Regions from separate parts of the Mus musculus genome. Here all the other regions are linked to region 3. The links are chromatin loops, found by intact Hi-C in ENCODE. Cell type or tissue: heart. All regions are shown on one strand. Links, peaks and the distances in the headings refer to the core of each region. The heading gives the core; the rest is flanking DNA.

Evidence for each region. A loop is a pair of places that touch in the nucleus more often than their neighbours do. Peaks named below come from ENCODE experiments on the same cell type or tissue, not always from the same donor. Only the 100,000 strongest peaks of a DNase experiment are listed, where the experiment ranks them.
Region 1: a loop joins it to region 3, with 2.8 times the contacts of the local background. A loop is called at or near these places in 2 of 42 quality-filtered maps.
Region 2: it touches region 3 in a loop (2.2-fold over the local background); 10 of 42 quality-filtered maps call a loop at or near these places.
Region 4: it touches region 3 in a loop (3-fold over the local background); 2 of 42 quality-filtered maps call a loop at or near these places.

Annotation. Positions count from the first base shown.
Region 1 is chr1:65,006,387-65,013,944 of GRCm38, forward strand. It overlaps Akr1cl (aldo-keto reductase family 1, member C-like), which reads right to left. Exons shown (of 10, transcript NM_027582.4): 10 at 6,692-6,923. The coding sequence ends at 6,881. Among named protein-coding and RNA genes, the nearest start is that of Gm24788, 8.7 kb to the left of the region's middle. In heart, for the core only: a CTCF peak has its summit at 3,979 (motif pointing left); no DNase peak of the experiment used is centred there.
Region 2 is chr1:64,982,303-64,989,860 of GRCm38, forward strand. No RefSeq gene overlaps it. Among named protein-coding and RNA genes, the nearest start is that of Gm24788, 15 kb to the right of the region's middle. In heart, for the core only: a CTCF peak has its summit at 4,075 (motif pointing left); no DNase peak of the experiment used is centred there.
Region 3 is chr1:64,915,602-64,923,159 of GRCm38, forward strand. Plekhm3 (pleckstrin homology domain containing, family M, member 3) reads right to left here. Exons shown (of 8, transcript NM_001039493.1): 3 at 5,949-6,881. Among named protein-coding and RNA genes, the nearest start is that of Gm51628, 33 kb to the left of the region's middle. In heart, for the core only: a CTCF peak has its summit at 3,505 (motif pointing left); a DNase peak (open chromatin) is centred at 3,800; H3K4me3 peaks cover 295 bases; H3K27ac peaks cover 286 bases.
Region 4 is chr1:63,654,850-63,662,407 of GRCm38, forward strand. Dytn (dystrotelin) reads right to left here. Exons shown (of 15, transcript NM_001081658.1): 9 at 6,290-6,401; 10 at 4,021-4,166. Among named protein-coding and RNA genes, the nearest start is that of Dytn, 28 kb to the right of the region's middle. In heart, for the core only: CTCF peaks have their summits at 3,337 and 4,891; no DNase peak of the experiment used is centred there; H3K27me3 peaks cover 675 bases.

The DNA of each region.
Region 1 (7,558 bases), core at 951-5,950, 90 kb after region 3:
GGAAGAGCAGTCAGTGCACTTACCTGCTGAGCCATCTCTCCAGCCCTAGGTTTCTATTTTAAGCACTCACCTTTGTCTTTGGTTTTAATTTTACATTAAGTGATTGAAAATGCCATCAAAATTTCACTCTTGTTCAAAATGTAAACTAGAAAACTTTTGAAGTTGAAAATGTATTTTCAGCCGGGCGTGGTGTTGTGCGCCTTTAATTCCAGCACTCGGAAGGCAGAGGCAGGCAGATTTCTGAGTTCGAGGCCAGCCTGGTCTACAAAGTGAGTTCCAGGACAGCCAGGGCTATACAGAGAAACTCTATCTTGAAAAACAAAAACAAAAACAACAACAACAACAACAACAACAAAAAACAACAAAAAGAAAGAAAGAGAGAGAGAGAGAGAAAGAGAGAGAAATGTATTTTCAAGACTTTAACCGTTAAAAAAAAAATCTGGAGAGCTGGCTCAACAAGTAAAGAAAGATCCCTGCTGTCAAGACTGACGGCCAGAACTGGATCCCTGAGACCCACACGGTAGAGGAAGGGAACTGATTCCTGAAGCTGGTTCTCATGTGTGCTGCGTCCTGTTCAGGTGGGTACACATACGTAAGCACACATGAAAATAGTAAATAAAAATGTAATTTTAAAAACTGGAGCGTTGGGTCAGTGGTTAACAGCATGCATAGCTGGGCACTTGAGCCCAGTTCCCAGCTCCTCAGGTTAGGTTCCTCCCAACAGCCTGTGTCTCCAGTCTTGGCGGGATCTAATCCCTGCCCGTGGACACCTCATGTACACACACCCCTATCCAGACTCATACACACAGACATAATTAAAAATTAAAAAAAATATTATTAAAGATTTATTTATTATATATACAGAGTTCTGTCTGCATGTATGTCTGCAGGCCAAAAGAGGGCACCAGATCTCATTAAAGATGGTTGTGAGCCACTATGCGGTTGCTGGGAATTGAACTGGGGACCTCTGAAAGAGCAGTCAGTGCTCTTAAACTCGGAACCATCTTTCCAGTTCCTAAAAAATATTTTTAAAGCAATAAAAATTTTAAAAGAAAGACTTGAACAGACATGCAAGAAAATAAGAGATTCATTTAAAACAAAACAAAACAAAACAAAACTAGCACACAGTTTTAGGGAAAAGAGCTGCTGAATTTGGTGTCCTGTACATCTGTTATGACAAAAATCTCTGACATAAACCACTCAAGGGAGGGAGGCTCAGTTGAGTCCATGAACTGAGATGTTACAATCTTTTGTGGTGGGAAAAGCCGGTGGAGGAGTAGGCTGCCCACCCAGGGGCAGACAGGAAGCAGAGAGAGAACAGAGATCAACCCAAAACAATAAGAAGCCCATCCCCCACCCCAGAAACTCACCTCCTCCAGGTAGGTCCCCCTTTTATAAAGCCCCAGATAGTCTCCAATAGCATCACCTCCTGGTGGTCAACTCTCCAATAGTGAGCCATCTGGGGACCACTTTATTCCCAGATCATATCAAGCCTTCATTGTCAGTTTGGTTCCCAGGAAGAAAGTTCAATAACTTTGTTCGTATTATGATGGGAACAAAAACTGCAGAATTGAGTTCTTTAAAAAGTGAGAAAGTGGTTATTTGTAGTGCATTGACACTAAAGAAAAGTTCAATTCTGATCTATGAAATGGAGAATACTACACTGACTGGCTAATAATACAATACACAAGAAACTTCAGAAGCTGTAAGAGCCTACAAGGAGTACTTTGTTTCCAAGGTCTGTGCTACACCGTAAACATACATAGTAACTGTGACTAGCCACCCTACACTCCATTTCCTGAGACTGTGAGGCAGGAATTAGAGCCAGCTGCCTCCTTTTTAATGGGACAAGTGCCGCTGCCCTTGGCTTAACTCTCTGCAAATGCTCCCAGGCTCCCTGGTCTAGCTTGGTCCCTTCCTCCTCTTTACCAGTTCTTTGTCCATAAGGAGGCACGGTCCAAGTGTACCAAGATGGCTAGAAGCCTTCCACGGGTCCTCATTATCTGGAAGTTCTTGGCATTCGGTTCTACGTTCCTAGTGTCCCGTCTGCTTGTTGCCTCCACTCGCCCCTTTATGCTGACAGCCACATTGCCCACTGTGGACCACACTCTCCCTTGTGTTGCCATGGTGCCAGCATCAATGTCCTTCTGTTCTATTGTTATATTCTCATGCATATTTTATGAAACATCTCAAAAGTTATCTTATAGCGAAATAGAAAATCTCCCTCCCAGAATTCATACCTAATCAAGGGGAGCCCACATGTTTCCTGCCCTGTGTCTCCACAACGCTTCACAGTAACCGCAGTTAGTTGTGGTCTCACTAAATCCATCATGCATCCAACAGAACTCAAACACCAGGTCAATGCAGATGACAGAAATTTATTGTCATCAAGCCTTTACTAATCGATAAGGGCCGCAGAACAGCTGGACTATCATCTGGAAGGGATACAGCATATTTAAAGAATAAGACCACAGAGCAATGGGGGAATAGGGTGGGTTATAGCATTGCCTGGTTGTATTTTGACATGAGGGGCTGAGCGAGGGAGTTTCCATTAATCAGGATGGAAGTTGGTCCCTGGGACTGGGAATATGAACTTGTTTGACCCTGCCAGCAAGGTGGAGACATTGTCCTTGAGATGTCTGGACGCAGACAACTGTTTCCTTATAACAGAAGCTGTGCAGCCTATTGGGGAGTCCCCAGCTGCCCTAGGGCCTGAGAGCTTAAGTTCAGTTTGTCCGTTAAATGGAGTCTGAAAACAAAATGGTAGTACTGAGGATAAGTCTCTCTTGCTTGTTCTCAACACATTTGATATCAGTTATGGATCAGACTCCCTGGCTAGACTCTGAGGAAAGGCCCCACGTAGCTCTTCTTGACATTTCCAGAGCCCTGATGTGATGCGATACAAACTCACATGGTGTTTTGCTGAGGTAAGACCTGTGGGAGGACATGTGATGTTTGCAGAGAGTATCAACAGGATTCACCAGACAGTAACAGCGGGCTCGCAGTTAGCCTTGTAACACTTTGTTGGTCTCACGTCTTTGCTGACTTTCACTTCTTTGAGAGAAGCATGGCAGGGAACGTCTTCTGGTGTCCCAGCTGGTCCTGGTCACTCCCACTGACATGTGCTGATTTGGTAGAGAGAGGCCTGGCTGTTTCTGCTAGGCGATGCCACTGCCGCTGATTCATGTTTGGCATCCTGATACTACCAAACTGGAATGCTGGTTCCCTGATCACAGAGATTGGAATGGCCCCAAAGAACAACTTCTAAACAGGTCCACACACCCTTATTCTATTTACCATCCTTTCTCTCCTACGTTTGGATGGTGGACTAGAAGCGGGGGTTGAAGCGTTTGAGAACCCTTATTAAAAGTAGGTTTTTGAGAAATCTGAGCGTGCAGAACCCAATAACACAAAAGGCACAAGTAATATCACTACCCAATCAAAGACTGGTTAAAAAGCTCTCATATATAAATGTAACTTATTCTGCGGTCCCGCTGTCACATTAACCTGGGCACTTCCCCAGACATGAGGAATTTGTTCCATTGTTCCTGCCCACAAAACTGGGGCATCTAGCTCTCTGATTGGAGGCATTATTGTTAACTATTTTTATAATATATCTTTACTATGGTTCATTTAAATGTGATGGAAATATGTGTCCTCCCAACCCAGGCCTCAGCTTTCCTTGATCTATATTCATTTCCCAGGTATACCAATTGCCAAAACAGGTGCTGACCCCCCACATGGTGGGCTGTATTAATCAGGATGTTAATCTCTATGCAGCAGAGCTGTGACATTTACAAAACAGTCACTGATTTTTTTCTCACGTAAACTCCAAATTACCAAGACATATCTGGAAAGTTTAGACATCTCCAGACCGTGCCCTGTGAGAAGCGGAGTGAGCATGAATCATAAGGTCACCAAACTTACTTGTTTCCCTCTAGTGGGAAAGCAGCGTTGATGCTTGCCTATAGTGGGAGGTTTCTAGCGCCACCTAGTGGTTTTCTCGTGCTTCCTACAATGGTGCTGTTTCAGGGAACTGTGTTCATGTAATAAACCTTCTAAAACAAACAAAGAAACAAACGAAAAACAACAACAACAACAACAACAACAACAACAACAACAACAACAAAAGTAGCCAGGCGGTGGTGGCGCACACCTTTAATCCCAGCACTTGGGAGGCAGAGGCAGGCGGATTTCTGAGTTCGAGGCCAGCCTGGTCTACAAAGTGATTTCCAGGACAGCCAGGGCTATTCAGAGAAACCCTGTCTCCGAGACAAAAAACAAGACAAAACCAAAACCAAAACCAACCCTTCTAATGTTCTCAGACATTCTGATTTATGGGAAGGCTTTGGGTTCTTTAACCTCACAAAGGCTTGTTTGCTGTGGGCATGACAAATAGATCCAAAGGCAACTTAAACTCCCTGGTGTCAGGTATTCATGTCCACTCAGATAAGTCCCCTGAACCGAGAATGGTCACGACCAGTGAAAAAAGATTCCATTATATTTTTGTAAATTTTCTGTTATTCATTAATGTTTTGTATACGTCTGATGTAAATCATATCCTATTAAAGACAAGACTACTAGATTATAAAATGTATTGTATGAAAGTATATATTACTTTATGTACATTTTTATTTCAGTATGCAATTTTCCTTACTACAGCGGTAGAAAGCATGTTCTTCCACTTGTTCAAATCTTAGTATTTGTCTTCAATATCTTATTATTTTCTCTGTAGTCAATGTTAAATTTACTCATAGGTATTTTGAGTTAGTATCAAAATGAAAGTTTTGATAATATTCCAACTGTAGGTGCTTTGCCTCAAAGTCTGTGTGTTTGTGTTGTATCTAAGTTAGCTACAAAGATCTCTGATGCATTCTAAGATTTTTTTTTTTTTTTTTACTCAGATCTCTTGAGTACAAGTAAAATGTAAAAATATACAAAGTCCAATCTTTTGGGTAAAATGACTGAATATCATTCATAAAGTCTACAAATACCATGACTGGAAAAATTTGGCAGGTAGTAGGGATACAAGGGAGCCTGTTTTGAAAAATACCAAGTTCCAGGTGTCCCTTACATAGAAGCAAGGCTGTGGAGTATTATCTGGGAAAGCTGTGCTATGGATACTGACTTAGGGTTTCTCAGTCCATAGATGGTGCTTAAACCCATGAATACATCTGCGGTCATCAGGAGAGATAGTAAATTTAAAAGCTAACCCAAGATTCAAGGGCAGGTGAAAGTAATGCCTCCTCTCACTTAAGGAAGGGATTCTTCAGGTACATGGATGTGATGTGGGATGAGCAGGTTGGGTAGTTATGTGTCTCCTGAGGGTGGTGGCTTCAGAAAGCCTCTGGTACAGTGGTTCTCCACCTTCCTAGCACTGTGACCCTTAGATACAGTTCCTCATGGCGTAGAGATCTTCAACCACAACATTATGTCATTGCTAATTCACTACTGTTGATTTGCTATGAATCTTAATGTAAATATGATAGACAGCATATCTGGTATGTGACCTCAAAGGGCTGAGAACCAATGCTCTGGGACATGACAAAACTTGCCAAAAGAAGGGCATGATTAAAAGTACCTATGTCCACGGCTGGTGAGCTGGCTCAGTGGTCAAGAGCATTGACTGCTCTTCCAGAGGTCCTGAGTTCAAGTCCCAACAACCACATGATGGCTTATAACCATCTGTAATGAGATCCGATGCTCTCTTCTGGTGTGTCTGAAGACAGCTACAGTGTACTCATACACATAAAATAACTTAAAAAAAAAACAAGTACCCATGTCCTTAACAACCCTTGTTGTTGACTACTGCTCACGGCACTGTCTTGTGCTTTGCAAGATGAAATGAAGGTTTAGAGCCTCAAAACTCGCTGATAAACTTTATCCTCCTGAATTTATTCAAAATGATTGTGCGCTTTTGTAAACGAGACTGCAAAAGGCTAATGGCTTTTGAAAGTGTCCTGTTACATCTATTTGCTGTTTTCAAACGGTTTAAGTTTGAAGACTTTGTCTTAAATGCATTATTTACCATTTAAATAGTGCATCACGAATAATGAATTTGAGATTATTTTGTGTTTTACATGTATACTTGTGTCATTTTTGAGATATTTGAAAGAGAGCTGGCAAGGTGGCTCAGCTGGGAAAAGAGCTTGTCACACAAGCCGGACTTCAGTCCCGGGATACATGGTGGAAGGAGAGACCCCCTCCGCTGGGTTGTCCTCTCGCTGCCATTCATGTCCCCACAATCACACTCATCACACACAATAATAATGATAATCAATAAAAATATTTGAAATGATAATGCATATCAAATTCAAGTTTATTTCTAAAATTAAGCAAGTTGGATACAGCGTAAGTATTTAGCAGTTTTTCACCTGTCAGTGAATTTGGTTTTCAGCCTCTTGATTAATTCCTAGCAGTACTGGCACGAATCCCTTTATTTACGTAGACTTTAGGTTCAACCCTCAACTCTGGCTCTTGGGAGGAATGTTCTCTTTTGTCTATATGGTAAACCTATCAACATATGCATGCATCTCAAGCAGAGGACTGTTCAAGTCCCCTTTCAACTCCACACCCCCAACCGCTAATCCTTGCAAGATGGCTGCTCACTCCCTTCCCTGTCAACACTCAAATTCTAGTTTACTTCAGTGACTCAGATGGAAACAGACCATACAAATAAAAGACATGGTGGTTACATGTACCTCATAGACCAAAACTTTATTGTCTTCAAAGTATCACAAAACACCATGGCCACCCCTCTCCATCCAGTTCAGTGTGGGTTGACGGTGATGTCGACGTCGACCAGAGGTGATGCTGATCAACATCCACAGCATCTCCCACATTGCTCCCTCTGAGCGATGTCACAACAAAGGCTTCCGCGTTAATATTCATCCAAAAATGGATAATTGGGGTGAGCAGAAATACTGAAACGGTAGTGCGGGCTCAGATTGTAGAAGGAATGACTCTCCTGATCATTACCACAATAGAATGTTTCTATTTACTGGCTATATAATCTGTCTTATTGCCACAAAATGGCTGCATAGTAAACATTTTGTTAGTCATAACAAAATTTCACTTTTGTTCCCCTGCTTGGAAGGTAACGGAACTTGGGCATTCAAATGTACAAACGTACTCTCTTCCATTAACTGCATCACCAGTTTGCTGAAGCAGTAGCCCATCCCTTCTTACTCCAAGCACTCAGTGCAAACAGAATCTGATTGTGACTGTGTACAACATTTCTACAGATATGTGTGTGCAGACCAGTGGTTCAACATTTCTACAGATATGTGTGTGCAGACCAGTGGTTCTCAGCCTTCCCAAGGCTTCGACCCTCTAATAGAGTTCTTCCCTAACCATAAAATTATTTTGTTGTTACTTCATAACTATAATTTTGCTACTGTTATGAGTCATAATGTAAATATCTGATATGGAGGATATCTGATATGCAACCATGTGAAAGGGTCATTTGACCCCCAAAGGGGGTGTGACACACAAGTTGAGAACTGGTGATGTATTATATATATATGTAAGTATACATGTATATATGTAAGTATACATG
Region 2 (7,558 bases), core at 1,076-6,075, 66 kb after region 3:
GAGTACCTGGAAATGACACCTGGCAGCCAGCAACCTTTTGTGCGTCTTTGTTGCACTGTTTTCCCCACAGCGGGCTTTCAAGGGTAGCTTTATTACACTGATTACTAAATTAGTGTTGGATTTAATGAGAGAGATCTGTCCTTTTATTTGTGCCTTTTCCCTTCTTCTTCTTCTTACTTAAAAAAAGAAAAAGGATCAGCATCACAAAAGCTTTGTACGTTTCTAGTTTGCTTTTGATGATGTGACCATTTGCTCTCATCCATCTCCATGGTAATAGGGCTTCTTCCACCCCCACTTCCCCAGCCTCCCAGCCTGGGAGGCTTCTGGAGGGAGTCGAGGAGAGGTACACGTTAAAATAATGCAGAGAAACAAATTGGTCTCTGTAAATAGGCCCTATCTTCAAAGCCTTTGAATTTTCTTCAGAATATGATCCATTTTTTCCCTGAACATGAAAATAGGACTATTGCAGATAAAATATTTGAAAGTAAAAAATTTGCATCTTAACAAATACATCTCAGTAAGTATCTGTATTCCAAAATAAGACTCAAACAGGATTTTTAAAATTAGAAAAGGCTCAGGCCTTATTCGGCCCAGGATGTAGCTACTTGAGGAAACCGTGGAGCTAGGATTTATGTCTCCCCACAAGATAACCTTTGCTCTGTTCTTATTATGGCAACAATACCAGTCATGATGTTAGTAACATTAGCTATAGCGCATATTGATAACGAATACAAACATATCAAGAGATAATAAGTATAAGACACACTGAAAATGAAAAGCAATTGTTATGCCCATAGTGAACAACCTTTTATTATAACTCACAGGGGTTTGCTGTAGATTGAGACAAGGTCACATGGTGTAGCCCTGACTGGCCTCCAATTCACAAAGATCCTCCACCTCAGCTGGCTTTTAACTTGACTTTTTTTTTTTAAATCGATTTTGTAAAATTTTTAAAAATCATGTTATTTTAAATAATAAATGCATAGAACTAGCTTACTATTCCTAAAGATGATTTCTACACACACACACACACACACACACACACACACACACACACACGCACATATAGTGGTATGTAAAATAAAAGATAACAGCACTGGTGATCTCTGAGCGGCTGTACTTGTTCATAGTTTTTTTGGCTGGTAATGTAGTGCAGTTGGTAGAACGTTTATCTAGCTTGGGTTGGATCTCCAGTGTTGCAGAAAATGGGGTGTGGTGGTACAAGACTATAACTCCAGCACTCTGGAGCAAGTAGGAGGAAGAAATTTAAAGGTATTCCTTGGCTATGTAGTAAGCTGGAGACCAGCCTGGGATACATGAGACCCTTCCTCAAAGGAAAGAAAAATGTTTTTGTGTTTAAATATTTTTTACTATAAAGTTTGCATTATTTTTTACATAAGGAAAATGTTTTTTTGTTTTTAGGGGAAACTCCATATTTGATGCTTAAAAACATAAATCATAGGTCTGGTAAAAGGGCAAGGGCGCGGCCAACAAAGGTGCCTGACACCAAGTCTGAAGACCTGAGTTAGGACCAGGGAGCCAGCCGCATGGTGGGAGGAGAGATCTGACTCTCTACAGCTGCCTTCTGATTCACACCACGCATGACCTGACATGTTCATGTCTACACGTAAAATAGATAAGTGTGTTCAACAGTTTAAATTGCTCATACCTGGCCCAATCTTCCTGTTCTTTTCCTATAAACTATGAAATAATCTATGTTGCAAATCAGCTGTAGACACCAGCCCTGTTCTGTCTAGTATGAGTTGGTGCTGGGAATGAAGTGGCTGGTTTCTCTTTCACAAAATGGTGGTGGATCCCACTCAGCCAGGGACAGATTGGCTGATTCTACCTGAACATTTGGTAAAAATGTACTTTTAACCTAAGTCTTGGAAAGCATTTCCTAGCCCTCAACTCACTGAAGGCCTCATTAAGATATTTCGTTTGTTTTAAAGACCTTTCAAGTCCTCTGAAGGTTCGCTAGATGCCCCAGTGTAGGGGAACCGAGGGCAGGAAGGTGGGTGTGGGTGGGTGGGTAGAGGAACACCCTCATAGAAGCAGGGAGAGGGAGGATATGATGGGTGTTTCTGGGAGGGAGGGAAACCAGGAAAGGGGATAACATTTGAAATGTAAATAAAGAAAATATCCAATATAAACAAACAAACAAACAAACAAACAAACAAACGACTTTTCATAGGTCTACAAACAAAACCCAATGATCAATTGCACCTAGGGGATTATGGGACACTTTCTGGAAATAAACAATATGCAAGGCAGACCACAGTATCACACATGGGGTAAGGTCCCTGGAGCATTGTGGGCAGACGCTAAGGGAAGGTACTATGATCCTAAATCAAAGATGCCTCCAGGGCTTGGGTGTAACACGAAACTCAGCCAACCAGGGAAGCAAAGAAGAACCTGCTGCTAGTTAGACGGTCACCTCAGCTCCAAGTGTGAACTACTGGGAACGACTGTCTTTTGGCATTGTTCTCTCTACTTGATTATAGTTCAAATCAACTGGACCCATCAGCTTTCTTACTGACTTATTTATTCTTATTTTATGTGCTTGGTGTTTCACCTACATATATGTCTGTGTGAGAGTGTCAGATCCTCTGGAACTGGAGTTACTGAGAGTTTCGAGTTATATGGGTGCTGGGAGTTGAACCTGGGTACTCTGAAAGAGCAGCCAGTGCTCTTGACTGCTGAGCCGTCTTTCCAGCCTCAAAGGCCTTTTAATTTCAACACTAATATTGCTTTAATCACTGCTACAGAAAGCTAGTGCTTGAAACCTTGAGAAAGGATCCAATGAGCACTTACTACAAATTTTTATACATCTTAAAGATTTTCCTGGAAACAAGACTGATTGGAATGGGAGGAATATAGTAACAGAAAATAGAGCTTATGCCGAGACAGTGAAACTGAGTGGGAAAAGTCTGTCCTGATTAAGGGGTTCTCTTGCTCCAAACTCTCCAAGTCTGAAAGACCATCTACCCGTGGCTCTTCTCTTCTCTTCTCTTCATGCCAGAATTCAGCCCACCAGCAACTCTTCACATTGTCTTTCCAAAGCATCTGTCATTCCTTGACTTCCTACCTTTCCTCCACATCAGACCCTCCATCTCAGGGTCTCAGAGTCTCAGGGTCTCAGCCGCAATATCTCTTATATAAGCAGCACAATGGCTTTCGATGCATCTCTCCCTCTGACCCTCACTCCCACCCATTTTCACCATGGCAGCCAGATGCAAAGCGTCCATCAGACCATGCACACTCTATCCCGGCTAAAAAGGCATCCTTTCCGCAGAATGCAGAGCAAATTCCTTTCACCTCCAGTGCCTACCCTGTGTAGACATGGCTGACCTGCCTCTTCTCCCATTTCTTCTCCTGCTCCGTGGATCTCCATGATACTTTTTGCTCTCCAGATGTCCCCTGTGTGTACATAGACCCTGCACAAAGGACTCTCCTTGTTTTGTGTTCTTTTATTCATACATCTACCACCAATTATTTTAATTTCCCACAGCATGCAAGTGTGCTCAAATGCACTATTGCAGGAGGGCTTTCCCCCCCACACACGCGCACACACACACACACACACACACACACACCTTACTGAAAATAGCATCTTGAGCCTCCTCTCCTTCCTTTGCCTTTATGCTCCTTATCATGAGCTGAAATTATAATATACTATTTAATGAGTTTGCCTTTTGTCTCTGTCTCTGGAAGGCAAACTGTGCAAGGAAGACTGTGGTCTTTCTTATTACCCTTTCTCGAAGTAGTTCTTTACTTATATGAACGACTCAACACATATACCTGTGGAATGAATTTATGATTTCATCTTAATCCTTTCTTCTCCTGTGAACAATTTTGGGAATGAAGGCTACTGGGATGCCTGGGGACAGTATGTCAGGAAGCCAGCTGTGCTAAGTGACATGCTGCATGTCTGTCATGAGTCAACGTTTCCGTGGTGCCTGTGGGTATTTAGGCTGTAATCTCTGTGGTGCAGAGCTGAGCACCTAAACAATGCTGTATGAAATGCTGTGAAACAGCCTGCAATCCTCTACGTAAGTGCATGCCGCCCCCTGTAGGTGGTTATCTTGTTGAAGCTGGAGACTCACTCTGTTCTACAAATGATTTGAATGTACATCATCTATAAACTAAGTGCTGAAAGGATTGAGTAAGGTTTGTGATTTCCAATTTAATCCTCGGATCGGGTTCTGCGATTCCAATGCACATGTGTGTGTGCGTTCATTTGAAATATCTAGCAGTTATCAGACTTGAGAAATGTCAGTTCTTTCCAAGTTAGTTTATCGCAACTCCAGTGAAAATATGTAACACTAATTATTATTTTGTTTCTTTTTATTTTGAGGAAGAGTCTCACCATTTAGCCCTGTCTGGTTTGGAATACACAGAGATCCATCTATGTCTGCCACCATGGCTAGATTATTTATTTTTATTTTTAGCTACGTATATGGATGTGTAAGTCTATGCATATGAGTGCAGATTCCTGCCAAGCCCAGAGGCACTGGACTGCCCAGGAGCTGGAGTCATAGGTGACAGTAAATTGTCTGATGTTGGTGCTGGGAACTGATCTTGGGTTTTTTGGAAGAACTCCTGCCTCTCTTTTATTTTTCTTTATTTCTTATAGAACTGAGCACGTTGTTTCTGAGCCTTACATGAAAAAGATAAGAAAGATAGGAAAGAATAGTTAAAGGAGTAATAAAAGCAGGTATCCTGGTAGAGCCTGACCTTGCTAGATGCTAAGATAAGCTGCAAAACTCCTTCCTATATTTAACACAGTCCCTATTCTTGGAAGGGATGATTTGGCATAAATTCCTGTCAGTTGTCCCCAGCTCAACATTTAAATCTCAATTTTAACAAAAAACAAGTTTTCTAATGCTAACTCATGCTAAATATGTATAGGAAAACCAGGGTTTCAAAATCACCCAGGGAACCATTCAGATAGCATGAGTGTTCATTATTACTATACTGGGATTTACTGTGCTATAATAACCATAGTAATGGAACAACAGCAGAGCAAAGACACCCGCAGGGTCCTTCAAACTCTCCCCGCTGGCATGGAACCTGAGTAGTATTCTTTCATTTGGTTGTTCTCAGCAATAGATTGGTTTGGGGCCCAGATTCACCTGGGTAGACTCTCAAATGAAGGATTGTCTAAACTGGTTTTGGCTTGTGGGCATACCTGCAGGAGACTGTTCTAATTAATTTAAGTGATTTGAGAAAACCCAGCCCAGTGTGGGTGGCTCCACTCCCTATTCAGGAGGCCTGAGCTTTGTAAGAGTTGCTCAAGTCCAGTTGAGTGCAGGCAGGCAGATGAGCATTTGTGCAATCACTTCTCTTTGCTCTTGACAATGATGTGATGTTGTGATCTGTTCCAAGTTCCTACTGCCTTGATTTTCCCTACATATTAGACCATGCCTGGAGTTGCAAGCATTAACAACAGCCTTTCTTTCTCTTAAGTCATTGTTTGTTTGTTTTGTTTTGAGACAGACACTCTCTGGATGACCTGCAACTTGCCATGTGAAGGAACCAAGCTAGTCTTGAACTCATGGAGATCTTCCTGCCTCTACCTCTGAGTGCTAGGATTAGAAGCATGTGCCACCATGCCTGGCTTCTAAATTGCTTTTGATCACAGCATAAAACAAGGAGTTTTATCACAGCAGTGGAAATAGATCACACAGCAACAGCCATTCCCCCCACCTATCTGACCTATGTGCAGAATGTCTCAGGCATTGTACTAGTGTCTGCTTGCTCCTGATACACCAATCTTCAGAATTCTTGACGAAGAAATTACAGTTCTGAAGAGATTCCCAAAATCTTCTAAGTTATCCTGTGGTGGGTTTTTGTTGTTGTTGTTGTTTTTGTCAGTTTATTTTGTCTTTTTGTTTTAGTGCCTTCTTTCCATGTTTTGCTGGGTAGTTTTTGTTTAGAGTCATCCAGGAAGATGGAATGCCAGCTGAAGAATTGCCTCTGTCTAAATGCCTGTGAGGCAAGTCTGTGGGCAGTTTTCCTGGTTGATGACTGACATTGAAGGTCCCTGTGAAGCCACCACTGGGCAGGTGGTTCTGGGCTGTTTAAGAAAGAGGGCTGAGTAAGCCAGTAAACCATGTTCCTTCAGGGCCAGCCTCTGCTTCAGTTCCTGCCCCACTTACCTCAGTGATGGACTACAATGTGGCTAAATTAACCCTTCCCTTCCTTAAGCTGGCTTGACCAGAGTATTAGATCATAGACCACAGCAACAGAGAGCAAGCTAACACAAAGACATTTAACTGGCAGTGACTGCCCATTGTGGTAAATACTGAGACCTTTCTACTGTGAAAAAAAACATGTTAAAGTTTCTAATATGTTCTGGAAAACCAGAGCCCAAATAAGCTAAACCAAAAATAAAATGGTGCTGATAAATGCATGGGTTTGGGGTTTATTTATTGTACTGGCATACATAGGTTGGAATGATCTGGCATTCCAATGATGTATGAAAATGATTGTTACCTGGCAAAGACAATGGGTAACAAAGAATGTGAAAACAAGGAAACTTAATGCAAGATAATCGCTGAATTAAATGAAATGATAATAGGACAAATGTTTGAAATTAAAGGTTATGGCTTTGGTTTGAGACAGGGTCTCATGCAACCCAGACTAGCCTTGGACTCTGTAGCCTAGGATGACCCTGAACTGCAGCCCAGGCTGACCCCAGACTCTGTAGCTGACGGTAACCCTGAGTTGCTTGATCCTCCTCGTCCTCCTGACTCTGCCTCCCAAGTGCTAAGACTTCAGGCTTGTGCCTCTACTTAATAGTTATCTTGTTTCATATTCATTTTTATTTATGTGTGTGTGCACGTGCGTGCGCATGCATGCATGGGAGGCTAGAGGCATATATCAGACTGCCTGAAACTTGAGTTACAGGCACTTGGTTACAGGAACCAAACTCTGGTCTCTGGCAGAACACCAAGCATTCTTAACCGCTGAGCCCTCTCTCCAGCCCTAAAGTTATCTTTTTAAAAACAAAATTTAAAGGGACATTTTTCAACCCCCATTCACCCCATTTACGATTCAAGAAATAGCCAAAAAATTATAAGCAACCTGCATGCCTACTAAGTGATGGATGGATTTGTAAAAGTGTGCCACAAACACACAAGAAACACCAGAGCCGAAGGGAGAATGAAATTCTGGCAGAGCTAGCGATCGTTGTATCGAATAAGCCAGAAAGACAGACGTACCACACAGTCTCACCCGCTCACAGAATCTAAACATGTGGATTTCACAGAAGCTGAAAGGAAGATGGTAGTTGTCACAATCTGGGAGATAGGGACAGCTGGGACCAGTTGCCTAATGTTTGCAGTTACGGAGGAACAGGCGCAAGCCGGCTTACCTCCCGTGAGCTTGTACTCAGCAGGGTGACCACAGAGAACGACAATCTCCTGTATCTTTCATAAAGCTAGAAGAAGGAGTCAGAAGGTTCTTCCATACAGGAATGACAAGTCTTTGAGGAGATGCAGGCATTTGATTTGGTTTAAGCATTTCACAACCTGCATCAGTCCATTAATAGGTA
Region 3 (7,558 bases), core at 1,451-6,450:
CCCTAAGAGTAAAATGTGTAACTGCTCCTCTTTGCACCTGGGAACCAAGAGATCCACACATACAATCAGACTCAATTTCTTTTTCTCAACAACTACCACTCTACGGGATTTACTTCAAGGCCAGTAAGTAAATGAGGCCCACGGCAGAAAGAACTGTTGCTTACTTCCAAACTGGTAGCTACCGAATGAATAATTAACCTCTCTATACTTTCTATCAGGGATGCTTGTATTGCTAGGATGAAGGTATCCTTTATGTCTAAACGATGTCATAAAACAGGCACTTGCCAGAAATATGCCCTCATTTATCACACGAAATGCCATGTGGTATTAGTGAGGTCGATACTGTTTGTTTAACATATTTTGCTTTCCTGGGGGCTTAAAATGATTTGTTTTTGCAGCTGTAACAGAGTTAAATTAGGGATTTATCTTCAGCTTAGCTAGTTGAGCATATATAAGGTGGGGGTGCATTCATTATCTGCCTGGAGGCCTTTGGTTGTCTTCCCAAAGCTTCCAGCATCCTTAAGGTCCTGAGTTACACCAACAAACAGCCAGATCTGATCTTCAAGTAATCAAGTCTGGTTTCTCAGGAACTGAGAGCCACTGAAAAAGGGGTTTGTTTCTGCCTCCAAATCCCCCTCCCCCAACATGTAAATGCTATTGGTATAAGGACATTTTTTTTTCCCTTCAAGCAATTGAGCAAAGAATTTGGGGGGGGGGGGAATCTTAGAGCAAACACAACTTCCAGACAACCATTCCCACACGTTAAAAACAGCAGAAAGCACGTGCAATCCCTTTTCCCCCTTGTTCTATCGACCCCCAGAAGGAACGGGGAGCTGACCCCAAAGATAGATCTCTGCAAAGCCTGTACTAAAAAAGTCTAACTCTTCCTTACCTGCTTGTCTGTGTCTGGGAGCAAAGGGGAGCAGAGAAGTAACCAAGACAGAGAGAGCAAAGGGAGAAGGAAAGAAGCAGTAAGGTGAGGCAAAGGAAAACTGGAATACAGTTCACACAAAAATGAACGGGGCACGCACACAGCAGGGTGCAGGGATGCTCCACATCCCAGGTCCTAACAACAAACTTCTTTTTCAGAGGTTCATTGTCAATCAATTAGCCAAGGCAACAGGGGTCTGTGAGATGGGGGTGCCCAGGGAAACAATGGGCTACCCTGTTGTATTACTATTTAATCACTTTTACTAAATAAATAGAGCAGCCCCGAGGTGCTGTCCTGTCAAGGGAATTTATAACAACAACAAACAACAACAACAACAACACACACACACACACACACAGAGGGAGGAAAAAGCCTTCATTTTCATTGGTCATTACTTTTTTCCTTCAGGACAAGAGAGGGTTATTACTGTAGCCTTAAGTCCCATCTTTGTGCTTCTTGCCTTTGATTCCCATTCGGACCCTGCCACTTTCTGGCACTAATTTGTCAGGCTGAACAAAGAGGGGATTTGTACCTCCTGTAAGGTCTCAATTAGGAATGGCTTCTGCTGTATTATGTGCCATTCAGAAGAGACACAATGCCGGTAATTACAGGAATTTGCACTAAATGGCTGAAGAATTCACAGCAAAACTTTTCCCCCCTTTGAGTTTACCCCTCCCAGGGCTGCAGGGGAAGAAAAAGGAAAGCAACAGCTCTTGATGCCAGAGATGCACAGTCACCAACAGCAGTCCTCAGAGGTTAAACAGCAGCCAGGGAACAGACCATAAAACCGGCAGAGGGAAGCACCGGAGGCAGCCCTAAGCCCACTCTTGGTCCCTTCCCACATTCAACTTCAGTCCCACTCATGAGCACTGCCCTAAGTGGGCCATCCAAATCACACCCAGACTACAGAACAGTCTCACGAGGAACAGTTTTGAAGGTGAGCACTGCATCCCTGTCACACCATATAGTCACAGGCTCTTGAAACTATTGTACTCAATTGCTAGGTTTCTTAATTGCTGGAAACTTAACTGTGTGCCCCAAAACCAAGAAAACGATGTATCTGCTGAGTAGGTACACATGTCAAATTCCTAAAGAAAACAAGCATGTTTTAATCTAATGTACATGGCAGTTATGAAAACCAAATTTAGAAACACTTATGGCCATATACTAGATATTTTAATAAACTGAACAATCACCTTTTAAGCATTAATATTTTTAAATCACAGGTTCCTTATTGTCAAATACAATGCTGAATTCCAGCCTGTGTTTCACTAAAGAAGCACACCTCATTTTCTATCGTAGACGCTTTTGACAGAGGCCATAGAAAAGCATCCCCAAATAACACTTCTGCAGCACCTCGCCCAGCATGCATTGCTCTGCTCAAGAACTTTCTGTGACGTCATGGTCAAACATGAAGTTCATCTGCATTGAGTGCCTTTTTTATAGTCCAGAAATGATCTTCTACAGTCCTACCTGGCTCTACCTACCTCTGACGGCTCGGGGATCTGGAATGTGGCTGTCACATCTGTGAATCTGGTCGTGGCTGCTATTTGGCAGTTACCAATGTTATTATTTAATATCTAACATTCCTAGCTGCCTACAGTCTAATGAGGGAAGGGGTTACGTCCACATTTCTAACACTCTGACCTCAGGCACAGCCATGCACTTGGCAAGCAGAGAATAAGCAAACGAGCACAGGAATGGGTTCTCAGCCGTCAGGAGGTGGGACTGGAGAGCTCAGGGGTCCTCAGGAGACTGGCGTGAACATGGTTAGCTTTCTGGAGAGCTCAGGGGTACCCAGGAGACAGACTTGAACATGGTTAGGCTTCTGTAGCAAGGGCTTGCTAAGCAGCCACGGAGCTGGAAAGGAAGCTATGCAGCTAGCACACACAACTATCCTAAGTCTAAGCATGAGCCAAGAAATATGGAGTTATGGCTCCCCATATAGCTTCAAAACCATAACCTCAGGCATCCTGGTATGGTCATGCTCCATTTTCTCTGTAGGAACTGTTTAAAACTTAAGAGACCTAAGAAGTCTTCACTTAGAGAAAGAATTTAGTGAAACAGGACCAACGGTCCATATTTTATATATGTAAAAGCCAATATTTGTAGCTCCTCTAAATAGCAACCAAATGACAACAGAATTAAGAGCCTACTCAGTGCAACCTTATTCATCCAAAATATTTAATGGGGGAGGGACTAAGTAAACATTAAAAACTTAACAGTCTAAAGAGATACACTAAAGCCATGAAAGTCTGTGAATTTGCTTCTCAATGAGTGCATGAAGTCCAATGTGCTAAACTGACTGGCAGCCTGGAAGGCAGACATGCTAGTTCTCTAGCTGCTTTTCCACCCGGTCTGTGTCATCAGCACACAGTTACAAAAAGCAAAGCAAGTGATTTAAATCACCAATGCTGAGAGAAGCATGGATCCTTAAAAGGGCCATCTGCTATAGCAACCTCTTGGACGACTAACAGCCTCCCACTAATTTAAAAAACATTCAGGTTTGTATAACAAAGCTTTTTCTTTTCTTTTCTTTTTCTTTTTCTTTTGAGACTCTGCCCCCTACAGGACACACAGAATAATTCCCAACCTGAGGCAGAAAAACAATCTTCCTGGTTTAGCACTGGGAACGAAAATGCCTGCAAACCACATATGCTGTAAAGGGAGTGAACTGGTTTTACTCTTGAATGCAGTACACTGTACGTTACACACTTACAAGTTAGCGGTCTCTCTGAGTTAGAAACGCACCTGCACCCCATCGGACTGCCAAGCCGAAGCATGAAGCACCAGCTGCGCAAGCGAGCAACCCAATTCCACTTGTAACCCTGTGCTGAGCTCCCTGCTCTCCGTACTCAGCTACCCCCAACAGTCCAGATTTATCAAGCTCCAAATTTAGACAGCCAAGGGATGCGTCGTGTCACAGGGAACTGGGTGACAGACACTGCCAGAAAGGTCTGCTCTCACCCATTATGTAATACTTTCCCTCTTCTTCGCTTCCTTCTTCGGGCCTCGGCTCCTCGCTTTGCCTTTCCCTGTTTTTCTCTCTCCAAGCTTTAGTTGCACTGGGCCTGCTCTCCAACACTCCCTTTACTCAATGCAATGCAACATATGGGCAATGCATGCTCCTTCAGGAAGCAAACTGAGAGACAGGTGAGAAGTGTTAACTGAGTGGCAGCCTTCACAGCCCACGCAGGGCTTTCTTCATTCTCTTACTATACAGTCTCTTAAGGCAGAGACTCCAGTGACTAACTTGAGAACAAGGCTGGGCTAGTCTCCTATTTTCCAATTACAAGGAATTTATGGACTCTATCAGCAATCTAATGTCACACAAGTAAGTATATTATGAATTCAGGATGCCTATCCTGTAAGCAATTAGTAGAGTATTACTGAATGCCTGAATTCCAAAATATAATAATATAGGCACCAAAAAAACACTGAAATGCTAACAATTTCAAGAATAAGTAAAATAAATAAATGACAAATTAAACAAACCAAAACTACTAAAGGTAGTATTTTCTTATCAAAAACACTTCCAAAAGTAGTTAACTGGTTCAGCACAGGTCTGCTCTTGTCATATATACAGACACACACACATTACCTCCTATGGCTTCTATGCTGGCTCTCAACGTGTTTTTGTTTTCTGAGACAGGTTTTCATGATCAATCCTAGACTGGTCTCAAACTGGCAATCCTCCTGCCTCGAAGCCTTCCCAGTGTTAGAACTACAGGTGGCACATCTGCTTGTGCTGGTATTTCTGGCTCAGAGTTTCCCCTTTTGCCATCCTCACTGCAAAGTTCCTATGCACAGTCACTAAGACCCTCCTTAAAGTCCATTGTTTTCCGATAGAAAGGTGGCCATCGTGACTCTAGTGAATTTAAAATGTAGGTTTTCATTCTGACCATCACCATTTGCTTTTTTCAATGCAGGGCAAGAACAGAGCATAAACTCTTGGCTGGTGGTGAGATCTTTTCACTTTTAAACGCATATTTATAAGTCTACAATGCTTGAATTAAAAATTTCTCCATCAGGCTTCCAATTAAGTCTGTCTTTGTGGTAAGTTATCATCACAAATGAAAGGGAGGTAACTTTAATTTAGCTTAGTAGGTGAACAAATCTGGTTTAGGGGGAGGTCTTTTCTCACCTTTCTCTTCCTATTTCAGTGTTTGTGAGAGGCGAGGAGAATGGGGATAAAGAGGAATAGCACTGTTGAAGAGCTCTGAGTGAGGTCCACTCTGTCAATCTTACAGTGTTCCAGGGACACTGGGCTTCTTCCCCTCCTATCTCAGCAGTCATCTGCTCTTCACCCTCTTTTGGCCATCCCCACGCTGTCCTCAATACTGACTTTATAGAGTCTACTGGAACAAGATTTGACAAGGTCATGATCAATTTCAGCTGCTAGCTAGGAACAACATTTGCCTTGCCTAAGGAATGTCAGTAGTTAGCTGGGATGCAAAGTTCTGTCATGAAACAATCTGTGACATGCACAGTTACAGTGATCATTATTCAAGAAGGCAGAGGAGATAGAATCCTGCTGACTCAGGAGGCCTAAATCCCATCCTGGCCAGGCATTGGCCAAGTCATTGTGATTCACTGAGGTAAGCATAGCTGCTTCTGTTTACATTACCAAAGGGCATTAGGATGGATAGATTTTGTTCGGTTTGGTTTATTTTTGAAAAAAGGCCTCACACTGTAACACAGTAGCCCTGACAGACCTGATACTTGATACGTAGCCCACACTAGCTTCCAACCTAACTTAGCCCCCTGTGCACTACTTAGATTTTATTTTATTTTATTTATTTATTTTATCTCACTTCACAGCCCTAGCTGACCTGGCACCCAGCATATTTTTAATGCAGTAAGTACACTTCTTAGAGAAGAGATGCTTTTGATATACAGACAATTGTAACACCAACATCTACATTGTTGAATGAGAAGGGTTAAAGGTGAAATGCCACATAGGGCTTGGGGAAGGAAGCTCCAGCATGAGCATCAGGCTAGATGAAATGTTTCATACCTGCACATTTGAAACTCTGAGCAGTGAGTCCTCGCTCCAAAGACAGCGTGGTCAGGATGCTCAGGAAGCTGGTGGTCACAGACTGGCGTTTGTTCTTCCGCAGCTCGCGGCCATCTAGCTGATCCTTGGGCTTGTTCCGCAGTGTGACTTGCAGGTTTTGCTCAGAACTCCTTGCAGCGTTGGCTGCTGTCTTCAGAGCCTCCATCCATTCCTGAGCCCTCTGTCGGGTCTCAGCCCGGAGGCGGAGGACATCCTGGGGAAAAATGACTTGAAAGCAAGAGTCACAACCATCCAGGTTGTCTATCTGCACAGCCAGACACACATCCACATTGTAGCTCAACAGGGGATCTTCGTCTAGCTTGCCGGGGTGGAAAGCCATAAGATAGGCCTTGCTCAGCACAAATGTAAAGGCCTTCCAGTTGTTTTGGACAGTCAGTCTGTAGAGTGTCCCTGATTTGAGGATATTTTGGTACTGTTTGGGGCTATCCAAGACAGGGGAGGCCAGCAGCCCACTGGATTTCTTCTGTAAACAGTGGTTCTGTGCACAGTCACCATGATGGATGAGTCCTGGAGAGTTTGCCATCTCACCCTGCCGTCCCATGTAATTGGGTACAGCAGCATGCACGACTTCCCAGAGCTTCTGCCCCCAGTCCAATGCCTCCCATGGAGACTCTGCCTTTAGCTGCAGTTGAGAATTGTCATAGAGAACAGTGTCTACCATCCTAGCTTCAAGATTGCCTAAAACAGAGATGCTCTGGAAGTGGGAAAGCTGGTATGTGGCATACAGGTTTTGATTGCCACTGCTATCAAGGCTGTAGAAGTTTAAGTTGTAGGGTGAGAGTTCTGCATAACAGCTCTGCCAGTAACTGTCATGGTTCTTCCTGATCTCCAGATAACCCTTCTTCAGGATGTTTGGGAATGTCTGCTTGTGTTCTGGAAAGAAAAAAAGAAAAGTCAAAGTAATAATTAATTATGAGAAAACAGGCACATAAAACCAATCACATTGGGGTGGGAGCGTGGCATCTTTCTGGTTCAGATAAAACAAAATAGTGACATTCTACGTGGCACCCAACTGGCAAGACATATCTGGGAAATGTTTTACCCCGAGGTAATGAACAAGCGCAAGAGTACATAGGGAGCACACGATGCCGCTGTGACGCAGGGGCCTGGGTGCCACACAGAAATGCCGAGAAAGCTGTGAACAAAGCACGTGTGTCCTGTGCATCAGCCACATTGCCAGGTCCTCCCTTTGTATGTAAATTCCATAGAGCTCCAGGACACAAGAGCGCACTCCTGCACACAAGCTACTTCCCTGCTTAGACTCCCATCTTTTCCTAGGTTGGGGAAGCCAGAAGGGGAGAACAGAAAGAGTGTGAACTGTGCTGTTTAGAAACTCCTGTTCCTCAGGCAAGTTCATCAGCCCTAAAGACAGCAGCGGGCCCTTCTGTGCAGCACCATCTCTACCCTTGGCTCAGCTGCATCACCTCCGAGGTCTCTCCTCAGGCGGCAGTTTTCTCTCGAGTCCACGGTGCTTGTGCTGTGCCCTCGGCTTATGAGGTTCTGTGCCACTGCTTCAGTAAGCGACTACACACTTACCTTTCCTCCCACTC
Region 4 (7,558 bases), core at 1,767-6,766, 1.3 Mb before region 3:
GGAACTGAAGGGGATTGCAACTCCATAGGAAGAACAACAATATCAACTAGCTGGACCCCTCAGAGCTCCTAGGGACTAAACCACCAACCAAAGAGCATACATGGTCCAGTTCATGGCTCCTGCTACACATGTAGCAGAGGATGGCCTTATCTGGCATTAATGGGGGGGGGGAGGGGAAGGCCCTTGGACCTGTGGAGGTTTGTTGCTCCAGCAAAGGAGGATGCTAGAGGGGTAAGGTGAGAGTAGGTGGGTAGCTGGGTGGGAGAGCACCCTCTTAGAGGCAAAGGGGAGGGGGATGGGATGGGGGAAATGCGGAGGGAAGACTGGGAAGGGGGACAACATTTGTAATATAAATAAATAAAATAACCAATTAGTACTAATAAAAAAGGAGTCTGAGATCAGGGGCATATAGGAGTTACTTCCTTACCACTTTGAATGTTTTATTCATTAAGTCCCCCCCCACACATATTGTCTCATCAGGGGACATAACAGTTTTCTGGAAACCCTGAAAATACTTCAGCACTATACTAGAGGGTTGTTTGCAATTGTGGAACCACTTAGAAAGGCACAAATGTGTGAAAAAAAAAGCCAGCCCAGAATAGACTGTGTGAAAGATATTTGTTTACAGTGTGAAGCTGGAACAAGACAGCAACACCCACCCCCAGTCCAACGGCAACTTGAAGAGGCATGTGTGGGACAACCTTTATCTCCGTCTCTACATATCTGTAAGTGCTACAGTGGCACCTTGAGTTTTGATTTTGGATTACATATAAGAGTTTGCAAGTAGGTGAATGTGTAAGCCCTGAACCTGTGTATGATTAGGAATGGTGGATCAGTTTCACTGTATAAATCCCTGCATTATAAAATGAATTGCTTAGGGCAGGAAGCAGCCTAGAAGCTACTGTTTTGTATAAAGTAGAATAAGCAGTATGTAGCTTGAGCGCCACAGACAGGTAGTTCACACGAGAGAATATGATGCTAAATAAACCTGTTAAAAAAGATTGTAACCTCACTGTCATCACTGGGGAGAAGCGAGCCTGGCCTCTATGAAAACAAAGCTAATCTCACGGAGTCTTGGGTAGAAGGACAGCAATCATGTGATGATACACTCCGCCAAGGCTTGCAAGGATGCAGGACAGCTGTGGGAGCCTCAGCCCCACCCAAGCTTTCCATTGTAGACTAGCTCATGCCCAGGACTGCCCATGAACAAGGCCAATACATTCCCGAGCCAATCTATGACCTCTGGTACCCTTCTTAACTAGGCCTATGACCCACTCCCTGCTCATGCCATTTTAGTCTATGTTAATGTTATCCCGTTCAGCTTTCTGGCACACTTTCTGTTTGTTTAGATCTTGTTTTTCATACTTACTGACATAGCATAATTTTTATTCTATGTCTCTCTCTCTCTCTCTTTTTGTTAAGCTTGCCCATAGTTTCTCTATAAAATAATCTAGGTTGTAAATGAGAGTTTCATGAAATTTCTAGCTGGTTATTGCTAGGAGAGTGAAGAGCTGTCAATTTTATGCAAATTTCTTTCATGTTCTACTATCAATCAAAGCCTTAATTCTAGTGTTTTCTGCTAAGTTCCTCTGGTTTCCTAGGGGGTTATATCAACTGCAGAGGCAAGTGTTTTCATCTTCTTTTCCTCGGCATTTTAATTTTGTTTTTTATTACATTTGCAAGAACTTCCCCCAAATATTTAATAAGGGTAATGTCTGACATCTCACTTTCAATTACGCTCTTATAAATAAAAGTTATTGTTGATGTGCACAGTCATGTGTAAAGCAAATCTATAGCAAAAGGAAGGAGGCATCTTCTCGTGCAGATTGCTTGCTGAATTATTAAACCAATCCAGTGCTGTCACGTGGCAAAAAGCATTACCTTAGAAGATGAGCATCCCTGATTTGCCAGCTTAATAGGGAGCAAGGGGGACTCTTTGCCTGTGATCATATTTGTGAAATTATAACATGCACATTCCTTTCCCAGACTGGTGACCAGTCAGAGTTTCTGAGTTCATGAATACCCGGACCAAGCTGAAAACTACATAATGCTATCTGGGGGTCTAGCCATATTTATTATACCTGGAGTAGATCAGATATAATACAAAGAGTTTAAGTGAATTTTAGTGTTGTACAGCCCTTGAAATCCCCTCTGTTGATCTTGTCCCCACAAATATTATGTTGAGAGAGTGAAAGACAGGCTTTTGTGCAATGAGGTGAAGAAAGTAAGTCACAGTAAAAAGGCCCCATGCTGCTGGATGAGGCCAAGGCTTCTCTGTCTGTTCCAGCTCCTAGCAAACTCCAGCAGTTTGTATTTTCCTTCACCCTGATTCTAAGAATGCACACTTGCTAATGCTCCTGAGAAGGATGCGAGCAAGCTATCAAAATGATGGCTTGTGGGGTTGGAGGAAAGCTCAGTGGGTAGAGTTGCTTGCCTTACACACAAGAGGCTCTCCGTCTGAATTTCAACCCCTCATTTAAATAGCCCAGTGTGAGGGCATGTACCTTCATCCCAGCACTGGGAAAGAGACAGAGGCTCTTGGGCTCATTGGCTGGATAGACAGCAACGTTATTTGGCAAGTTTCAGGCCAGTTGAGAGAGAACTATCACAAACAAGGGGAGGGGGCACTGGAGAAATGGCTAAATGGTTAAGAGCACTGGGTTCTTCCAGAGGACAGGGGTTCGATTCTCAGCACCCTGGCAGCTCACAAACATTGCAACACCAGTTTCATGGGATCCAATGTCCCCTTCTGGAATACATGAACACTGGGCATGCATATGGCACTGCAGACAAAACCCCATACACATGCAAATAAATAAATACAACATTTTAAAGGAAAAATTTGGACAGTGTCTAGAGAATAACACTTGAAGTTTTCCTCTGCCCTCCATATTGACATGTGATTGTGCCCCAAAACACATGGGCATCTGTACACATATTATATGAGTGTGTGTGTGTGTGTGCGTGCATATATATATATGCACACACACCCAAAAATTATAGTTTACATCAGAAGTGGTGGGAATACATCTGTAATTTCAGCACTGTGTAGGTGAAATAAAATGGGTGGTTAGTTAAGAGGCTAGCCTGGGTCACACATTGAATTCATACCAAAAAAAGCAAAGCAAGACAAGACAACAGAACACAATGTAATGATTATTTGGAGGTTAATGACAGGGGACGCTTTACCATTTAGGGCAGTCGAACAGAAGAATGAGAAATTTCATCTATAGCATAAGTCTGGTTTCACCGGTGTTGAAGTGCAAATAGCACTTGCAGAGCAGTTACTCAAACAATCTTCTAAGCCCCTGATGCCTTGCAAGAGCAATTACTTTCGTGGCCACTACGTGGCACTGTTGCCTCTAAGTTCTCTATAAACCTAAAGGCTGTAAAAAGTAATTGCATCTTTACCCTCTTCCCATCCTTGCCCTCCATAGAGGCCTTAGCTGAACATCTGCTGCTGGGCCTCACGAATGATCCAAACACTGAGAATTAGTAGCTGTTGAGTTCTCAGCCTGTGTATCTCCTCCTCCAAGGTTCAGGGAATATCACAGAAGTGGAAGCAGAAAGGATCTAAAAGAAAGAGAACGGGGTGGAGGGGTGGACCACCATCTTCCAGGCTTGCCACCGGTGACGATCTGCACAGGAGACCTGCTCAGGATTGGCCCCACCAGCATTTCGTGACCAGGGGAAGAGAGGTTCTGGAGACCCCACACCTCCCAGAGATTTATATATTCAGTTAAAGGTTGGAGGGGGGTGAGAAAGAAACAAACACGAAACATGAAAGGAGGAAGATATGAAAGTAGAAAGAGGACTCTGGAAAAGGAAAGGGGTAGCAGGACGAATAGGAGACAAGAGAAGGTAAAATGGCAAATAATGGTAAAATATATAAGTGTATGAAAATACTATAATAAACCCATGATATATAATTAACATACGGTAATGAAAATAAACTTAGAAGAGAGAAAACCTGTGGCTGTAATCTATGCTGGCTGTGTCAGCAGCACCCACACTACGCACCTGGCTGGCCCGTGGCTAGCTGAGTCCCTTGAAGCCAGCTGGTCCAGCAGCCACTGTCTCCCCACAGCTCCTACCCTCTGGCGTTTCTGAGGCAGGTTGTTTCTGAGACTCCTGAAGAGGAGTTTTGTATTCTCTGTTGCTGACATCTGTGGAAATGAACAATATTGAAAGGTGCCCTTGAGGGGTAGACAAGATGGCTCACTGGGTAACCTGACCACCTGAGTTTGACCCTCTATCCATATGGTGGAAAGAAAAAACTGGTGTCCACAACTTGTCCTCTGACTTCCACGTGTTGGCTGTTGGCACACATGCACACCCGCACACAAATGAATAAAAGTCATAAAATCAGGCCAGTAAAAAAAAAAATTAAAGAGCATCAGATCAGTTCAAGCCTGATCTTTCCTTATCCATTGGTAATGACCTGCTGCACTATCAAAGCTTTGCTAGCTATTTCTTCTATTGTTGGTGGTTGGGAAAAATAATCTTCCTTGCTCCTAGAATTTCCTCATACCCTTCATGTATAAACCTGCATGTAGCACAACTCTCCAGGCTGAATTCCCCAACTGCGTCAATAAATAACTGCTTCTTAAAGAGAATGGGGATTCTAAAAACTGTAAGAAGGGACATCGGACTGAGTTTATGGTTGCTAACATTTGGAGATGTGGGTTCCTTTAAGAATAAGGTGATGACTTGTGGATTCATGTCTAGGAACACCCTCCCCAGTTTGCTACTGTATACAATTTCAGTAGGTAGTGGGTGACCCTAAATCCACCCATCCTGCCCACCTAAGCAACTTCAGGGAAAAGAAACAACCATATTCAATTTGAGGACTCCAGTTCTTAAGAATAAAAGTCTATTAACAAGATGACCACACGGTGTCACTATAACACCGTCAAGTCGCAGGCTTCCAGGGCCAGAAAGGTATTCCGAAGCAATGAACTAAGTAAGGCAAAGCTGGAGCAGTTTAGCAAGGCTGTGTATGCTCCAGAGGAAACGTATTTGGAAAAATTCAGGCGCCTGCTTTTCCTGGATGGACTTTGATCTTGAAGAGAGAATCGGAAAGAACTGGGAAGCTGCCTTTGGTGAAAGCAATCCAACTGCAGCCTTCACTACAGTGATGCTGAGAGGAACTTCGTTGTACAGATTCACCCGAAATCAGTGGTTAAAAAAGACAATGTTTTCTCACTCCTCAGGCACCCCAACTGCCACCCACCCCCCTAAGAAGAGCAAAATGCTTTTGTATTTTTGTATTTTTCTTTTTTCTTAGACTTAAATGCACTTGCTGATTACTAATGATTTTCTTTAAAAGAATCGAGAGTTGTGAAGTTTTACTTTTTCAGCAAAAACCTAGTTAAGTTCTTTTTCCTTTTTATTCCAAAGGGAAAGAAAAGAGATACTTGAAATCTAGGACTCGGGGAAAGTCGTATTAAAGCCTTTACAAAGAATGACCACAACCAGAAGGTTTGCTGTGTCATCTCCAGCAAATCAACACCCTTCTTCTTCTTCATCCATTCCAGGTGCTAATGCCTGCTCCTTGTAACTTTGACAGATGTTTCCTAGTAGATAGCATGAGATCAATGGTCATAATGTAGCCCATTAAGCCTTTTCTTGTTCCCAAAAACATTTATAAAAACCTGAGATGTAAACAAAGCACATTTATGTTTAATCTCATGGCATGTATCAATCATAAAAAAAAAAAACAACAAAAGTCATTATGACTTTTTTCCTACAGTGCATACTACTATTCTGTCACACGGGAGCCCTTTTACACTGAGAAAAGTTGATGGTTAAGCCGGCCCTTTCCAGTGTCTTAAGTGTTAACTGAAAGAAGAAAAGTTTCTTTTTAATTAGTTATCTTATTTATGTATATTTCAAATGTTGTCCCCTTCCTGGTCTCCCCTTTGCAAGCCCCCATCCCATCTCTCTCTCTCCTTTGCTTCTAAGAGGATGCTCACCCACCCACCCATTCACTCCTGCCTCACTCCTCTAGTATTCCTCTACACTGGTGCATCAAGCCTCCACAGGACCAAGGGCCTCTCCTCCCATTGATGCCCGACATATGTAGCCGGAGCCATGGACTTATCCATGTATACTCTTTGGTTGGTGGTTTCGTCCCTGGGAGCTCCAATGAATCCAGTTAGTTTATATTGTTGCTCTTTCTATGGGGTTGCAATCTCCTTCGGCTCAGAAGGAACGGTTTTTAAATGTAATGTCTTGTAAGGACAGTAAGGGGGCAGGGAATTTTTTTCCACACTGCCTTAGATGTTACCTGGACACATTCCTCCATCACAGTGTGTGACTTCTCGTGGGAATTTTTGTGGAGACCAGATAAGAAACACAGCTCACAGATGTCAAAGTCCAGGCACTTTAGACAATGGTATCTGCCAATTGAAATGGAAGAACAGCTTATGCCACTTTCAGTAGGAGAGCAAACAGGTGATATTCAAGTAGAGAATGAGCACCCACAAACATACAAGGGGTGCCTTCTTGGCCTTGCAAAACTTTTGTGTAGCTTTGAAAATTAGTCAGCACACTTTAAGTGGGAAGGCACTCCCCTTTGTTACACAATGTACAAGATGGAAAAGACAAGGGTTTTTAATAAGGATTATTTGATGAACTATGCAGCACTGTTGACAGTTACAGGGAATTGTCTGGACAGTATGCTAATTACCCTTAAGTGTGTTCCTTCATGTTCTGAAATCACCTTCAGAGTTACAAGAAAGACGGCTGAGTGGATAATACAACTAGTTTGTTGATAATTTTAACAAAGCTTTTTCTACCATCTCATCTCAGTCTTCTATGACTTATTTTGTATAGAACATAAATGAGAACCCATCTATCTAGAACTTAATTCTTGTAGTAGGGACAACCTTTGATCCTTATGCCTTGTCTTCCCCATCCATCCCTCCCTCCTTCCCTCTCTCCCTCCTGAGTCCTGCCACACCACAGAGCCTATAGGCTGATGTTGGATGCCTTCTCCAATAACTCTTCCATGCTATTTTCTGAGATGAGGTCTCTCACAGAGTCTGGAGCTGACCCATTTGTCTAGACTTGCCACCAACCCCCAGGGGTCCTCCTGACTCTGTTTCCAGTTGTTTTTTTTCCCCATAGCTTCTGAGGAAGAGGACTTAGTCCCCACACTTGCAATGTGAATGCTTTATCCATTGAGCCATGTCCCAGACCCCCTTTCTCCCCATAGGGGAGTGAGTGGACCTTTCATTCTTCCTGTGCCTTCTGAGCACCATGGTGACTTCTGCTCTGTGGTTGCTTCTTCATCTGTCTCCTTGGAACTAAAGCAGTTGCTTGAGTTTTGAGAGCCAAAGCCACAAGTTTAAGGCTAAGGCTATAATATATATATATATAAAAACAAGTGTTAAGAGACTTCTCTCAAAGAAGCCACCGACATTCCTGGAGTCAGCCATCCTTAGCTCACCGACAATCTTTCTAAGTTTAACTTCATTTTTTTTTCAGCAGACAAAGGCATGTTATACAGAATTCTGACACATTTCATTATACGTGTTGCTATTTTCTTGGTGGC